2 separate regions of the Homo sapiens genome follow, and region 2 is linked to region 1. The links are chromatin loops, found by intact Hi-C in ENCODE. Cell type or tissue: heart left ventricle. All regions are shown on one strand. Links, peaks and the distances in the headings refer to the core of each region. The heading gives the core; the rest is flanking DNA.

Region 1 (5,373 bases), core at 248-5,247:
TCTTTGATCAAACTACTTGGAAGACACTGGTCAAAGGTTTATTATTATTATTATTATTATTATTATTATTTTAAATTTTATTTCTTTTTAAAATGTGAGTTCCAATAAAATTTAAAAATTAGATTCCAACCTGTAGATTAAAATGAATTAAAAAATACAAAATCATATACAACGCTCTCTTCACAGGGATGTTACATGCCATGAGAACAGGTTTCTCTGTCATGTGATATGAAACAGGGAAGCAGATGCCTTTAAGTCAGGATGGGGACAGGCCCTTGGGCCTTTCAAGATTATTACAGACAACTCCAAGTAGCTAGAGGCCTGGCCTTACCCCCCCTGGGTAAGGAGGAGCTTGAGTCACACCATAGATCCAGACTATCTGGCTGACCCGAGGAGAAGGTCTCTGGGACAGTCTCCTCTCTTTCCCTGACTCTCTTAGGCCTGAGGAGAAAGGCTGGGGTCTGGAGATGCTGGTCTTGCTGGGGTCAGGCCCAAAGCTGATCTCACCCATTTGATTCCTATGGGCCGGTACTTTGCAAAGCTGTTACATCTGTTCTCCTTAGGAAGGAAAATCCCCCTGCTATCAGTGGCTGGAATGGGTAGAGGACCTCTACCACAGCAAGGATATCCAGGGACTATCCATGTGGCCATAGGGAAGCAAGTGCTGTTTTGTCCCTTTCTAGCTTTGTGGCAGCCAGTCCCAACTCCTGTGTGCCTCGGTTGGCCTTTGGGTTGGACTCAACAGCATGCACCACAGAAGATATCCACTGGAGAGACTGAGGGACTGGGACCCAAGTCTGGCTTAGGCAGGGCTGGCCATGGAATGTTGAAGCTGGCCTGCCAGGAATTTTGAAGGCTGGGTCCTGGAACCATATAATGCCTAATTTCAGAAACGAGGAGTTTTCTAGGAAAGGGGCAGATAAGTAAAGGACAAACCCTGCAGCCCCCTTGGCATGCCTGCCTGTGCGCTCAGAGGCTCCGGTGTGGAATCCCATCAGTTAGTCTGGCGTGTTTCTTCAGCTCTGCGGGTGGGTCCCAACTGGCCCACTCTACTACTGCCCCTCTCTGGATTCCCAAGCTTGGCAAGCAGCGGGGGCCGCACAGCCAGTAGTGATGTGGGAGAATACAGGATGGAAAAGCAGACTTCCACGTATTTTCACTTAACTGCAATTGAGGAGGAATTCTGATACAGATGGTGATATATAAGACAAAGTTCACAGGGCCCAGAATGGGGCCCACCCCCTCTGGGCACAGAACAAAGCTGAGGAATTTGATATGGAAGCTCTGAGCCTCGCTTAGTCAGTGCCTCGCTGGGAACCTGGATGAGTCCTATCTGTATGAGGAGCCAAAACTTGGTGACCAAGGGGCCTGTCCTTTTATACTTCATGTGATTCCTTTCTGAAGGCCATCAGAACAAAGCAAGCCCTCCAAAGAAGGACCCCCAGATCTCTGGGAACGGGGTACCTCAAACTTGGAACAATTCGGGTGGCCAGGGGTAAGGATGCTCAGAGTCTGGTTCTGGTCCTCACCCATGGGAAAAGCAAGCCCAGGGACTTCAGTCTGTACGTTTTGTACCAACTCACTGGATCTGGACAGTGGGCAGGCTCTCAGGGATTAGGAAGCCAGGTGTGCAGGCTTACCAAGGACATGGGTCTCCCAATAGAAAGATGCCTCGTGCTGTCCTTGAACATGTCTTCGGTCCTGGGCATTGTGACCCCAAAGTGTTTTGTCCAAGTGAGGCCTTTAGTTGCAAATTCTCATCCTCCTTGTGCTGCCAGTTAGATGTGCCTCTGGGTCCCTCCCCAGGGCTCATTACAGGTCCTGGCCCAAAGCAGTTCATACAAATCTGCTCAGCTCAGAGACTGGGCTTCCCAGCTCTATAAAGTACAGTTAGCCCCTCCCTCCATGCTTGCCAAGAGACCCAGCAGGTGGCAGCAGAAAGAGCAGAGGATTTGAAGAATCACTTCCAAGCTGTGTGACCTTTTAGCAAGTCTCAAGCCTCCTGAGCCTTAGTTTTTTCATCTATAAAATGGAGGACTTTGGCAACCAATGTCAAAGTACTTTGCATACCAAAAACGCTCTGGACAGGTGTGTGTGTCTCTGCTAAATATTCAGGAAAGAGGATATACATTTTAGGGTCATTGCCAGGTAAGAAAGAACAGCAACTGTCCTATCTCATGAGGAAGAAATTAAATATGCATTTTTTTTCAAAACATGGCAAACCATTATGTTTCAGGCTTTCACTATTTGCAGGCAATCCAGCTCCCAGACTCAAACTTCTTGACCCCAGGCCAGTGAGGAGAGGGGGTCAGGTAGAAGTAGAAGAATTCAAAAGGGTTGGCTGGTAACGAGCCATCTGTACCCCTGATCCTGGCCATAGGTGTTGCACTTGGGGAGAGGCAGTGGCATGAGGAGGAGAGAGGGGTTTGCATCCTGGGGCCAGTGCTGTAGCTCACTGTCAGGCGGCTACATCCCTTGTCCTCTCTTGCTTGCCTGCCTTCAATGAGACGGCCCTTCCAGCTCTGACTTTTTGTCTAGCTTGACCACCGTGCCATCTAGAATCTTTGGAGGTATCTACCTATGGTACCTCCCACTAGATCTCTGTGACCTTACCAGTAACTGTGCCCATCCTACCAGAGGCACATGACTGTCCCCGCTCTCCTGGGCTCAGTCCTTTTGCAGTGACTCCCCAAGCTTGGCTAGGCTTGTGGATCTCCATCACAGCAAGAGGCTGAGGCCGGCTGAACTGGGGCTCATACTGAAAAAGGGGTGCTGGACCTGGGCTCTTCCAGACCACAGCCTTTCAGTGCCTTATTTTCACCTTGGGGCCCCCCTTTGCTCTTGAATTACATAGTAGGTGCTAAGATAGGGCACAGAGCACAGATGCTTCAGTACGTGAGCCTGTGTGGGGATCAGATGGAGGGGAACGAGACAGCAGACAGCCTGGGATTCGAGTGGCTCTGTCACTTATTAGCAAGTCACTTGACTTTTCCAAGCCTTGATTTCCTTATGGATCAAATAGGAGAAATAACCTCTATTTCATCGGGTTAAACCAGATAATTTATGTTCAACTGTTCTGTGAACTGTGAGGTCCAGCTGTTAGTTTTACTTACTGGTGTTGAAAGAACAAAAGTTACAAGGTCATTCCTAGGTCTCCTCTTCTTCCTTTCTCCTCTCTGTGGTTCCACCCCAGCCCACATGGAGGCAGCAGGGTTCTGGGAAGCCTAGCGGATACCAGCATGCTGCTCACTGTGGGCCTGTTCCCTTCCATAACCTGTTTCCTCATTTGTCAATTGACTGTAATAACTCTAACCCTGTCCCTCTCAGGGCGAGTACATGAAAGGCCGTGAAGTGCTTTGACCTCTGTGATGCACCTGACAAATCCAAAGGTTTCTATTATTATTATCATTATTATTATTTTGGCATTTTTCAAACACGTATGACATAATCTAGAACAACCTTCACCCACCTTTACAAAACCAAAGAGGGTGGAAGGAGGTATTTGCAAAAAGTGAATTAACACTGGAAAACTTTCTATTGTTTTAAAGTGAAACCTCATCAGCACCCAGAACAGATAATTTAGAACAGCTGAATTTTTTCTTACTGGTCCTAAAGTTCCTTGGAAGCCCAGGAAGGTGGGCCCCCAAACTCCTGGCTCTAGGCCAAGGAGGCTGATGGGCTTTACCCTCCTGGGAATGGCTAGACAGCTTCTGAGCTCCTTCCAACCCAAGGGTTTCCTGATTTTTCCCTCCCTTAGGGAGACATGGGAGGTTGGGGTAAGGATATGTCCAAGTTTGCATGAATTTTAAATGAAAGCAGTTTTTTAAAGTCCCAAATGTTGTCAATGATCCCATTTTTTACAATAAAATGTTCGTGCCCCACCCCCAGAGGGGCTGCTGGCCCAGCCAAGCGCTGGGTGCCGGAGGCTGCTGCTGGGCAATCCAGGCTCCTGGCTGAGACTAGCAGGGACCTCCTCGTCCCAGGGGTCCCTCTTCTCCCAGATGAGCCTGTCTCCTGGGCCTCATCCTCATTCTCCTCTCCTGATGACTCCCACTGTCTTCCTCCTCTTCCTCTCCTCTCGGGATGAGGGGCTACTGTCCTAAAAGCATGGCCTCTCCTTTTCGGCCAGTCCACCTGCTCCTTCTCCTGGAGGTGGAGTCAGGTACAGGACGGAAGTTCCAGATGTCTTCACAGAATTTCCAAATGCTATTTCTTCATTTGCAATTTCTGTTCCTGCCATCCGCCCCCATGTAGCCTCTGCCCAGTCTTCAACCCCCGCCTTTGGAGTCCGTGGAGGAAAAGAGCAGAAACAGGAGCCCAGAGACCATTCCAGACTCACCAGGTATGGGCGCTGCCGACTTAATTTTTACAAAACCAAGCCAATCCGTCCCTAGGTAAATTTTTGTAAGCAAGGTGCCCACTAGGTAGGAAGGCTGCATTTAATGCTAATTTACTGTAAGGTCTAGGGAAGTCCTTTCCGCTTCTCTGGGCCTCAGTTTCCTCATCTGCCAAATAGGGAAATGGATGAGATGATTGCTAAGGTCCCTTCAGTTCCATGAGTCTATGAAATGTTTATTGCTATTGCTTTTCCTTCACTATCCTCACCTTCAGAGCTGCCAGCACCCACCTGGAATGTGGTTCCTTCACTTGGGCCATGAATGGCACAGGTAACCAAGAGCTTGGCCTGCCTGCAAGCTCTATGGTCAGACAGGTGAGTCCTGGCACTGGGAAGGGCAAAAGAAAAGGGAGAGAAATGCCCTAGGTTCCCACTCCAATCAGGAGGAAGCTCCTCATCAGAGTGGGTCCATGACAGCTCAGAGGCTGAAGTCTGGATGACACAGGGCATCCGGCCTTCCAAGGCCTCGGGATGCTGGGATCCTACCACCCTGCAGCCGCTTGGCAGGTCTAAGGACAAAATCACCTTTTGAGGAAGTGCCAGGTCAGTTAACATCACTGTGCAAATCAGAAGGTCCAGGGCCAGATGCTTTGGCCAGAGACCTTTCAAACCAAAGCCATGAGGCAAGCACCGCTCCTCCCTTCTTCCCTCTCCTTCCCCACAATGCCCTCCCTCCCCCCACCCTCCCCCAAATTCTAAAGACTTTTTTCCCCAGGTTCTCAGCCTGGGGTATTAAGCTGCTAATAACACGCCTACATACTCAGGTGGTTTTGTTCTTGGTCTGTTGCAATGGTTCTCAGGAGACATTTCATTTGTGTCTGGGACATGGGAATGTCCTGAACTAATCTTGCTTAAGAAAAAACAACCAGAACACTCCCCTAGAGATGTAGCCTGCTCAACAGCTCTGAGTTCCTACCCTGGACCACATCTGTTTATGCTCTTCAAATGGAATCCAGCCTTCAGATGAACCACTGCAA
Region 2 (5,373 bases), core at 230-5,229, 89 kb after region 1:
GGCTCAAGTAATCTGCCCGCCTCAGCTTCGCAAAGTGTTGAATTACAGGCATGAGCCATGGTATCCGGCATCTCCCCTCTTTTCAATACTTTCATCACTTGGCTTTTGGACACTATACTCACCTGGGTTTTGATATGTTTGTTTTATTTTTCTCCCTATCATTCTGGCAGCTCTTTCTCAATTTCTAAACTTTGTGGTGACCTAGGCCCCTTCTCTTTTCTAAAGTCTCCATACACTCTCAAAGCCCCCTTATCTAATTGCATAACCAAATACCATCTACATTTTTATATTTACCACCTCCCACTCTCCTAAAATCTGTTTCTCCTGAAGTCCTCCCCAGTTCACTGAATTGCAACTCCATGCTTTTAATTGCACAGATAAAAATTTTGGTGTTGTTCTTGACTTCTCTTTTTCTCATACCTTAACAACTAGTCCATCAGCAAATCACTTTCAGCTCTGTCTCTAAAATATATTCAGAATTCAATCAATTCTCACTACCCTCACTTCTACCATCTTAATCTAAATCACTATCATCTCTCACAAGTATTACTGCCCCCCCTGTTTTTGCATTTACTCCTTCTTTTGTCTATTCTCAACACAGCAGCCAGAGTGGCTCTCTGAAAACATAAGTTAAATCAGGTCACTCATCTAATCCTCAGTGACTTCCTACCTCACGCAGTGGAAAAGCTAAGTCTTTACTAGGATCTAGAAAACCAAACAAGAAATGAATTTATAATGCCACACATTATAAATTACCTTCTCAACCTTTTGACTCCTGTTACTCTCCTCAACTTCAGGCACTTCACTTCAGCCATCCTGTTCCCTGTTCCCCTGCTATTCCTTAAAACATACCAGGACTGGCCTCAGGGCTTTGGCATCTATTCTCTCTGCCTGAAATGTTCTTCCTCCAGTTCATTCTCTCACTTACTTCAGGTCTTAATTTAAAATCACCTTCTCTGTGAGACTTTCCTTGGCTCCCTACCTAAAAGTGCAAACCTTTAACAAACTCAACATTATAGTTATCTTCCTTGCTTTATTTTTCCTCTTTCCCACATATCTATTGTACTTAATATTTTATTTTTTATCTTGTTGTATGTCTTCTCCCCCCTTCACCCAAAATGTAAGCTCCATGGTGATTCAGATTTTAATCTGTTTAGTCTACTGTTGCATCCCCAGTGCTAGAACAGCATCCAGAATATTGATCACTCTTCTCCACACTTTTGAGGGAATAATTTGAGAGGTGCCCCTGTTCTATGACTCAGATGATACACAGATTATACATAATGAAAGCTCCCATTAGTCAGTGCCTACTGACAAATACTAATTTCAGTTGGCCTCACTGAAATTATTATATTTATTCCTCATAATAATCCTGAGCCTTCCAGGACCAGCTGTTGACAAAACACACATATATACACATACTCCCCAGACAGCTGGCCAGAGAGGCAGGTTAGGAGCTGATGGGAGATGAGAAAAGAGCCCATGGAGAGGGGAAGACCACAAACAGAAAGGAGACATGATGGGAAGTTACTTATGGTAATACCACTCCAGCGGGAAGGAGACTTAATGTTTGGTCATCCATGGTGGAAGCCTGCATGTCTGCATAATACTAACAACCAAAAGACGCTCTTACAAGGCATAATTCTTCTCTCTGGACTGAGAGTTCCTAGAAGACTCTCCTTTCACTTCTGAAACTTCAGAATCCAGCTAGCACAGAGAAGACTCCCATAAATGTTTGTTAAATTGAACTGAATAATTATTGAGGTATTTATTCTGTTTTTACTCAAGACAAAACTGAGTTTTCAACAGTATTATGTAACATATTCAAGGAGGATGCATAGTTTCTAAGTAACAGACCGGGGACTTGAACTCAAGTTCCCTATTCTTTCTCCTGCACCACACTGTTGTTGTATAAAAACGATAATCTCTAGTAGAACACTGACTCTCATCTCATACGTGGGATGCAGACCTGTTAACCCAGCTATAGTCTAAGATGTCATAGAAAGAATCTTCACAAAGCAAGCCAGATCTCCAAACTGAACCACATAAGCTTGCAAGTCCAACATTCATAATCCCCAATTCTTTTCCCCATCTACCTCCTTTGTTCACTCCCTTGTTTCTTTGTGTTCATAACTGCCTGACCAATAAGGTGTGTAAAGTCCTTGGAATACAAAGGCCAAGTATGATTCTTCTTTCCATTCCTCCAGCACAGGGCTAATTATATCAAAGGTACTTTGTGAATGTTAGTTAAATTTAAAATGCTAAAAACCAAAGAAATAAAAAGATAGCTTTATGATTTCCATAGTCTCCATGGAGAGTCAGGGCTGGTATTAGCATCTACTTTACAAATGAGAAAAGCCTAAAAGGAGAGAAGCAACTTGCCCAGACTTTACCCTGACTCCTCACACGCCAAGCCCAATGTTCCTCCCATCATGTCATAAGGTTCACCGTATTTCTTAGAGCCAAGAAGATGGCTGAGGCAAGAACGAAAGATCAAGATAGACAAAAAAGAATGCCACACATTATAAATTAATCACTTAACAACATAACCAGCACATCCTGAAAAAATAAGCAAATATGACATTCATATCAGAGCAAAAGACTTGGTTTAAAATAAACAAACTCAGCCTGGCATGGTGGTTTATGCCTATAATCTCAGCACTTTGGGAGGCTGAGGCAGTGGATCCCTTGAATCCAGGAGTTCAAGACCAGCATGGTGAAACCCCATCTCTACAAAAAAAATTTCAAAAAAATTAGCCGGGCACGGTGGCGTGCACCTGTAGTCCCAGCTACACGGGGGGCTGAGGCAGGAGGATTGCTTAAGCCTGGAGGTCAAGGCTGCGGTAAGCCGAGATCGCACCTCTGCACTCCAGCCTGGTGACAGAGCAAAACCTGTCTCAATAAAATAAAATAAAATAAACCATATTTAATGATACTCTGCTCTGGATTATTCATTATGTAAATCACTTAGAGGTGGCACAGATGATAAGAGAATAAGATACGGTTTGCCCTTAGAAGCAGATAGTCTAATAGCAAAAATGTGACTCAAATACTCAGAGTTCAAAATCCTGGTGGCAATGGAACACAATGCAGCCATAAAAAGGAACAAAATCCTGTCCTTTGCACCAACATGGATGCAGGTGGAGGCCATTATCCTCTATTCATTCTTGCAAATGAATGCAGAAACAGAAAATCAAATACCACATGTTCTCACTTATAAGCAGGAACTAAACATTGGGTAAGCATGGACAAAAAGATGGCAACAACAGACCTTGGGCTCTACCAAGAGTGTGGAGAAGGATGGACTGAAAAACTACCTATTGGGTACTACGCTCACTACCTGGGTGACAGGATCATTCATACACCAAACTTCAGCAACATGCAATGTATCCATGTAACAAACCTGAACATGTACCCTCAAACCTAAAATGAAAGTAGGAAAAAAAAAATCACAAAGTGAAAAAAAAAGTCCTGGTGGCAGACAAAATGAGAGAAGTAGCTTGAACTCATAGTTCCAAATAATAAAAGAAAGGCAAGATAACAAGTGCTAAACGAACTTTACAGGTAGCCCGTAGACCATACGTATACAGTTATTGCAGGGGTTCAGAGAAAGGAGGAAAGGCTCACTGTGTCTGTGTATGTATCTTTAGTTTTTAGGGTCTTTTTAAAGGTTGTTTTGTTTTGTGTTTTTGAGACTGGGTCTCACTCTCTCACCCAAGCTGGACAGCAGTGGTGCAATCTCAGCTCACCGCAACCTCTGCCTCCTGGGCTCAAGTGATCCTCCCAAGGCCTCAGCCTCCTAAGTAGCTGGGTCTACCGACGTGTGCCACCATGCTAGGCTAATTTTTGTATTTGTTTTGTAGAGACAGGGTTTCACCATGTTGCCCAGGCGGTCTCAAACTCCTGGGCTCAAGCAATCCACCTGCTTCTGCCTCCCAAAGTACTGGGATTACAGGCATGAGCCACCATGCGCAGCCTTGTTTTATTTTTATTTAAGGAGGAACATAACTTATCCTGAAAACTGTCCCAGAGTTTAAAAAAAGACCAGGTTTGGGAATTCACACGGAGATGGAGAGAGGAAAGAACAACAGAACAGAGGTGAAGACAAGACCAAAGACTCAAACGCTGTCTCCTACATGAAGCTTCACAGACCCTTCCAACTAAAACTAATCACTATCCTCTATCCCAAAAATACATGGTGACAGTGCCATTCTAGAAACACTTCATGTTAGAAGATTTAGTTGTTTATGCAACTGCTTCCCTCCTGGACTATGAGCTCTGAAAGCAGAGTCTATTTTATTAACCTATGGAGTGCCCCACTGGCTAATAAAGAGCCAAGAACACCAAGACATGTACATTATGTACAGTATGGACATGTACATTATGTACAGTATGTACATATACATGTACATGTATGATTAACAGAATTGAACCAAAGAGTGTTAGAGCTTGGTAGGACCTCAAAGATCATTTAATTTAAGCCCTTCATTTTGCAACTGGGAAAACAAAGACTAAGTGACTCACTCAAAGTCACAGAGCAGGTCACAAATCCAGAACAGGACCTCAGGCCCCTAGAGTCCCAGCCAAAAGAGTGGCAGTGAGGCTGCTCTTCTACTCAAAGGACAAGAGATCTCCTGTGCTTATTGGTTAGTTCAAAGACACTGAGCCATTGCAGTGGGAGGTCTAAGGCTCTGAATCAGGAACTGTTACATTCCAAGCGGTTGACACTCTGAATACCAGGCCAAGTCCTTTGTCTCAGGACAGAAGGGCTCAGAAAAACCTGGCAGAACCACCCTTGTTTGATGCAGAGGCCCCAGAACATTTTAGGCTGCAGCCTTGGGCAAAGAGCCAGGAAGAGTTTTATTGTGATGAAGACGTAGAAAAATTGGGGAAAAAATGGAGGATGGGCACAATGAAGAGGTAGATTCCTAGCAGCACCAACGCCAGGAAAGCACTCTTGATGGAAAAGGAAGTACACTTTTAGAAGAAGTTAGGTCATGCCTGTAATCCAGCACTTTGGGAGGCCGAGGAGGGCGGATTACTTGAAGTCAGGAGTTCAAGACCAGCCTGGCCAACATGGCGAAACCCCATCTCTACTAAAAATACAAAAATTAGCCAGGTGTGGGGGCCCATGCCTGTAATCCCAGCTACTACTTGGGAGGCTGAGGCATGAGAATCACTTGAACCCAGGAGGCAGAGGCTGCAGCAGTGAGCCAAGATCATGCCAATGAACTCCAGCCTGGGTGATGGAGTGAGACTGTCTCAAAAAAAAAAGAAGAAAAAAAAGAAGCTAAAGGCTCAGAAAATGGAAGAGAGGGTAATTTCAGGACTCAGTAAAGACTCCCCAGGGAATTGCCTGTCTAATTTGAGGCT

Evidence for each region. Hi-C counts contacts between places; a loop is a spot of excess contacts. Peaks named below come from ENCODE experiments on the same cell type or tissue, not always from the same donor. Only the 100,000 strongest peaks of a DNase experiment are listed, where the experiment ranks them.
Region 2: a loop joins it to region 1, with 4 times the contacts of the local background. A loop is called at or near these places in 1 of 110 quality-filtered maps.

What each region holds. Positions count from the first base shown.
Region 1 is chr11:73,401,043-73,406,415 of GRCh38, forward strand. It overlaps FAM168A (family with sequence similarity 168 member A), which reads right to left. Exons shown (of 8, transcript NM_015159.3): 8 at 1-5,373. Among named protein-coding and RNA genes, the nearest start is that of RELT, 27 kb to the left of the region's middle. In heart left ventricle, for the core only: CTCF peaks have their summits at 1,938 (motif pointing right) and 3,187; a DNase peak (open chromatin) is centred at 3,219; H3K27ac peaks cover 580 bases.
Region 2 is chr11:73,489,740-73,495,112 of GRCh38, forward strand. All of the region lies in intron 1 of FAM168A (family with sequence similarity 168 member A), which reads right to left. Among named protein-coding and RNA genes, the nearest start is that of FAM168A, 110 kb to the right of the region's middle. RefSeq lists enhancers at 4,571-5,089, 5,090-5,373. In heart left ventricle, for the core only: no CTCF peak of the experiment used is centred there; no DNase peak of the experiment used is centred there.